2 separate regions of the Homo sapiens genome follow, and region 1 is linked to region 2. Evidence: chromatin contacts called from ENCODE Hi-C or POLR2A ChIA-PET data. All regions are on one chromosome and are shown on one strand. The core of a region is the stretch at or near the end of the contact, and the rest is flanking DNA. Distances in the headings are between cores, read along the strand shown. Region 1 holds the start of RPS29 (ribosomal protein S29). Region 2 holds the start of DMAC2L (distal membrane arm assembly component 2 like).

Region 1 (2,700 bases), core at 156-2,655, 730 kb after region 2:
CTTCTTGGCTCCTTTCGTACTTCATGAGCACACCCATGATTTAATACAGAATATTTTCCTTAGCTGTACATATGTTGTTGGTGCACAAACGTTGTATGTTGAAGTCTTGGAGATAATCCTGTTTCCCACAGATTAGAAAATTTTGAGGGCAAGGAGCAAGTTATATCTAGTTTACAAATCTCTGACTCCCCTCCTTCCTTAATCATATAATACAATGCCTAACTTAATGATTGGGTAGGGGGACCCCACTAGAACCCTGACATAACATACCTTAAAGAAGTGTTGTATTTCAATTTATAAAAGTTTATATGTAAAAGTTTCTGGAATTGTTGCACCCTGTGCTACATTTTATAAATCTAGTTAAAGCTTTGATTTCAGAGCAGTTTTATCTGGAGGCATTATAAATGACCATATGGAATGTAGGTATCTTTCAGCAGAAATTCGTTTATTGACATTGGTTTTTTGCATTTTTGCATTTGCTTTTCATTACTTGTTTTGTCACCAAATTATCTGGTCAAAGCAACATACACTGCACATTACTTGTTTATTACTTTACATTCAGCCAATTACATTTAAGAATCAAATACACTAAATGCCAAAGAATCTCATTTTTTTTTGGAATGGTGTAGGTGTATTTCTTGGAGGAGTGTGTCAAAAAAATAAATTTGAAAACGTACTCTCTTTAACAAAATAAAAGCAAACCCTACCGTTGACTCGTGATCATTACAGCTGATTTTAAGTTGTTTTGTAAATTTATTCCAGTAGGTGTCACTGGTGAGTCGAGGAAAAACTCCTTTCCCAAGTGTAACGTTTTAATTAAAAGAAAGTAAAAGGTTTAATCAATAAAAAAGACTATGAGAATATTCATCTCTTGAGAGTCCAAAATTAACGTATTTATTGTTCAAAAGAGACGGGGTCTCGCTATGTTGCCCAGGCTGGAGTGCAGTGGCTATTCACAGGCGCGATCCCACTACTGATCAGCACGGGAGTTTTGACCTGCTCCGTTTCCGACCTGGGCCGGTTCACCCCTCCTTAGGCAACCTGGTGGTCCCCCGCTCCCGGGAGGTCACCATATTGATGCCGAACTTAGTGCGGACACCCGATCGGCATAGCGCACTACAGCCCAGAACTCCTGGACTCAAGCGATCCTCCAGCCTCAGCCTCCCGAGTAGCTGGGACTACAGGCACGCGCCACCGCGCCCGGCGGTCGGATACCGGCGCAGAATAGCACTAGAAGCTGTGGTATGGTGACGTCATCAACTGGGCCAGCCCACAACGCCTCTAAGATTTCATTTTACTCACCCAGCGAAACAACCTGACCACACTGCGCACGCGTTTCCTTTGAGCACTGCATTCTGGGTAAACTGTCTCAAAAATTTGAAGAGCGCATGCGTGGGCCAGCTTCTTCCTTTTACCTCGTTGCACTGCTGAGAGCAAGATGGGTCACCAGCAGCTGTACTGGAGCCACCCGCGAAAATTCGGCCAGGGTTCTCGCTCTTGGTGAGAAATAGTTTGTGATTTTGGGGAAGCGTTGCCGTGGAGCGCTAGGCTGCTTAAAATCTCAAGTAGAGGAGGCCACGGGCGGCACGAGGGAGCACGCCGACTGGGAGTCGCTGGTGCCGCCATTACAGGCCTGTACTGTGGCTTGGGAGTCCCGGGATGCGGGTAGTAGCCGTCTGAGTGCGGAGTCTTGTAATTTCTATGACCTGCAAAACCGCTGTCTCTTTTCTTACAGTCGTGTCTGTTCAAACCGGCACGGTCTGATCCGGAAATATGGCCTCAATATGTGCCGCCAGTGTTTCCGTCAGTACGCGAAGGATATCGGTTTCATTAAGGTAGGCGTCTGCAGGCGTACTCCATGTTGTTTGGGCAGAGAAGGTTGTGGGGGTTATTTTTTCCGCGAAAGACAAACGGACAGATCTTCCCTGGAGTGGTAATTCTGAGCATTCGACCAAGAGCTTTTCCTCTTTTTTTAGTTGGTAGCTGGTGACAGTGTTGATGGTTTGGGCAATCAAATTAATAGAATGGAGAAGGTGAAGGACTTAGTCTTTCCTACTCCCTTTTTTACCTAGATAGCTTAGCCAGTTTTAGGTGCCGTGTATTGTGTTTGGTGAAATTCACTTTAGAGAAGCCACTAAAATTGTTTTACATTTGTTTCATTTATCAATCTTGTAAGTACCTATTCTCTTTTTTTTTTTTTTAGAGATAGGGTCTCCCTCTGTCGCCCAGGTTGAAGTGCAGTGGCGTTGTTACGGCTCACTGCAGCCTCGAACTCCTCCTGGTCTCAGGCGATCCTCTTGCCTTGGCGTCCCGAGTAGCTGGGACTAAAGGCTCTTGCCACCACGCGCGGCTGTACCTAGATATTTTCTAACCAAATATATGTATTAACCGCTGACCCCAAGTTTTTTTTTTTTTTTTTTTGAGTCGGAGTCGCACTCACCCAACCTGGAGTGCGATGGCGTGATCTCCGCTCAGTGCAACCTCCGCCTCCCCGGTTCAAGCGATTCTCCTGCCTCAGCCTCCTGAATAGCTGGGATTACAGGCGCCTGCCACCATGTCCGGCTAATTTTTTTATTTTTAGTAGAGACGGGGTTTTACCATGTTGGTCAGGCTGGTCTCGAACTGCTGACCTCGTGATCCGCCTGCTTCGGCCTCCCAAAGTGCTGAGATTACAGGCGTGAGCCACCGCGCCCGGCCAAC
Region 2 (2,700 bases), core at 104-2,603:
TTTTGCAAGATGCTACCACTGGGAAGACTGGGTAAAGGGTACACAGAATCTCTATTCTTACAATTGCATGGAAATCCACAATTACCTCACAAAGTTGAATAACCATCTCTTTTTTTCATCTGTGATGGAACAAGCAGGCAATATTCTACATTGTTTTAACAAATAAAGCAAACTATGTACCACTGTTCTGGTGGTAAAACCCTTTAACCATAATAAATGTCATCACGTAGCAAATGCTTCACTGTGCTAAACACCTGCTGACCTTATCTCGTGTAATCCGCTCAACGGCCCTAAGACTAGGGAGACACTGCTATCATTCCTAGTTCACTGAGGAGGGTCTGAGGCAAAGAGGTGAAGTGATTTCCTGGAGCTACCTGACCAAAGACTGGAACCAAGATTCTTAGAGGCACACGAAGTCCTTCTGGTAATAAATCTGTATAATTCTATTTGTTATGTTCAGCTGTCCTAACCCTAAAAATTAAAAACTGCCATCAAGCATACAGAATGAGTGTTAGCAACACCGGCACAGTGACAATTTTAAAGAGTTAGAAGGTCCTTTAGAGATTACACAGCCCATCGCCCTCATTTTTACATAAAGGGAATCAGGTGAAGTGACCTGCACAGGTGAGTCGCTGCTCAGAGACCGCACAGCACATTTAAAACTGTATCTCGGTTCAGTACTCAAGAAAAGGACACAGACTTATAAATGGTGGCAAAAACCGAGCTGTCTGGTTCTTCCGGTACCCAGTGCCGGGTCGAGTACAGAGCAGGCGCTCCATATTTACAAGACGAATCAATGACTGAATGAATAGCACCGCCAGGAGCCCCATAAAAGAAGTCCAGAAGACTGCGGGCTGTCAGTCTTCGCTGTGACAAAGAGCCTCCGTGAGGAGCGAGGATTAGGGCCGGACAGGGAGCGCCCTTCTAGTGGACGCTCGACTGGGCTGGGGCCGGGATGGAGACGGTGGGTGCCCAGGCCCTCCGTCTACCGCGGGCCGCGTGCGGGGCCGAGCGAGGACCCGGCTGGAGCTGGAGCGGGGGCGGGGCGGGGGCGGGGCCGAGGGCGAGCCGGAAGAAAGAAGCCGCAGGGCCCGCCCAAACAAGAATTTTCACCGTAATCCCGCCCAGAGTTTCTCCCACGGCCCCATGTCCGCATGGCGGTGAAGGTCGAAGACGCGCGACCCAAAGGGCCAGGTTTTCAGTCAGCCCAGCGTTGGCGACGGGCGAGGGCAGAACACAACCACCACCCTAGTCCCGCCCGGCTCGGGGCCTAGCTTCTCTACTCACAGCGTCGGAGGGAGGGAGGGAGGGAGCGAGCCAGCGTCCCCGCGTCTGCGGCACCCTGGCCGGCCCTTCGCCCTCCGACGCGCGCGCCTATTGGCCACCGCAGCCTCTCCCACATGGGGCGAAGGCGCGCCACTTCATTGGCCCCCGCGTGAGGGGCGGGGCTAAAGAGCGCGGGTCCTCGGCCGTGGAGGGTCAAGTGGCTTCTTCTGAGCGCTGAGGGAGGGGAGCGTGCGTAGGGGATGGTGCCAGCGCTGCGTTATTTGGTTGGTGCCTGCGGACGGGCCCGCGGGCTTTTCGCCGGTGGCTCCCCTGGGGCGTGCGGGTTCGCGTCTGGGAGGCCAAGACCGCTGTGTGGAGGTAGCCGCAGCGCCAGCACCAGGTGAGTGGCCGCTGGTCCTCCCCGCCGCCTGCGCTGCTGCCCCTCGCGGAGGCACCTGGTGGTGGACCTGTGCCCCTGTTCGTATTTCCCTGTCCCGGGGTGAGAGCAGGTTGGGGTCCTGTGGCACTCCAACCTCGGATCCCAGGAGCTACCAACCTGCAGGTTCATTCGTTGTATTTACGGGCCGGAGGAAAGGCAGTGTATAGAGTAGAGGTCGGGAGTAGCTCTGGCTTTGAACAACCCGTCCACTTTCTGTTGAACTCTGGGCTAGTTACTTAACCTCCTTAAAGGCTCAGTTGTGAATTGGACCTTAGTCTCTCCTGTAGGTGGTCATTTGAAGGATAAAAGGACCTAGCACACAGTATAAGCAATCAAATATGCTCTTTATAAGCTGGAGTCTTTGGCGTTGCTTGGAAGATCTGAATACAGTCTTAAATCAGTTCCTGGCACACCCCGCATAGTGTTGCCCCCGTCGGAGGCAGCTCTTATGCTAATGAAAGCCCGCAGAATTCAGTGTCCTGTGATTTATAGTTTGGACGTCACATTCGAAACCATTGTCTTTCTCTGTCCTCTGTAGAAGAAACAGTTTGTGTGAAGGCTGTAAGGCTTGGAGAGGTTTTGGCTATTTTGACGACTAGAAGGTGGGCCATATGAGTGTGACTGAAGTTTAGTGGAAGACATATGGTGTGGAATGACCCAGAAGGACTACATCACAGCAAGGTTTTTAGTTTATTTTAACCACACGTTGACTTTTATTCTAAGAGCCACGGGAAGCTATTTAAAAGGGTTTTAAGAAGAGGCTACGCTTTAGGAGGCCGAGGCGGGCGGATCGCCTGAGGTCAGAAGTTGGAGACCAGCCTAACCAACATGGTGAAACCCCGTCTCTACTAAAAATACAAAAAAATTAGCCTGGCGTGGTGGTGGGCGCCTGTAATCCCAACTACTCCGGAGCCTTAGGAGAATCGCTTGAACCTGGGAGGCGGAGATTGCAGTAAGCTGAGATCGCACCATTGCACTCCAGCCTGGGCGACAGA

What was found. Hi-C counts contacts between places; a loop is a spot of excess contacts on that map. ChIA-PET counts read pairs that join two places held with the same protein, here RNA polymerase II (POLR2A). Pooled maps may share reads with other maps.
Region 1: a loop to region 2 is called in a map of B cell, with 15 times the contacts of the local background. The contact joins the promoter of RPS29 here to the promoter of DMAC2L in region 2. A Hi-C loop is called at or near these places in 7 of 168 maps with a recorded cell type or tissue (B cell, CD4-positive, alpha-beta T cell, CD4-positive, alpha-beta memory T cell and 2 more), 5 of 37 single-sample maps with no recorded cell type and 18 of 50 pooled maps. POLR2A ChIA-PET finds 5 or more read pairs at or near these places in 5 of 52 experiments (CD4-positive, alpha-beta T cell, GM12878, activated B cell and 2 more).

What each region holds. Positions count from the first base shown.
Region 1 is chr14:49,585,085-49,587,784 of GRCh38, reverse strand. RPS29 (ribosomal protein S29) reads left to right here and starts at 1,405. Exons shown (of 3, transcript NM_001032.5): 1 at 1,405-1,500; 2 at 1,736-1,835. The coding sequence starts at 1,439. It also overlaps RN7SL1. RefSeq lists enhancers at 845-1,354, 1,227-1,726, 2,325-2,374.
Region 2 is chr14:50,310,977-50,313,676 of GRCh38, reverse strand. It overlaps DMAC2L (distal membrane arm assembly component 2 like), which reads right to left and starts at 1,353. Exons shown (of 6, transcript NM_001382507.1): 1 at 1,288-1,353. It overlaps L2HGDH (L-2-hydroxyglutarate dehydrogenase), which reads left to right and starts at 1,448. Exons shown (of 10, transcript NM_024884.3): 1 at 1,448-1,666. The coding sequence starts at 1,527. RefSeq lists silencers at 969-1,198, 1,259-1,388.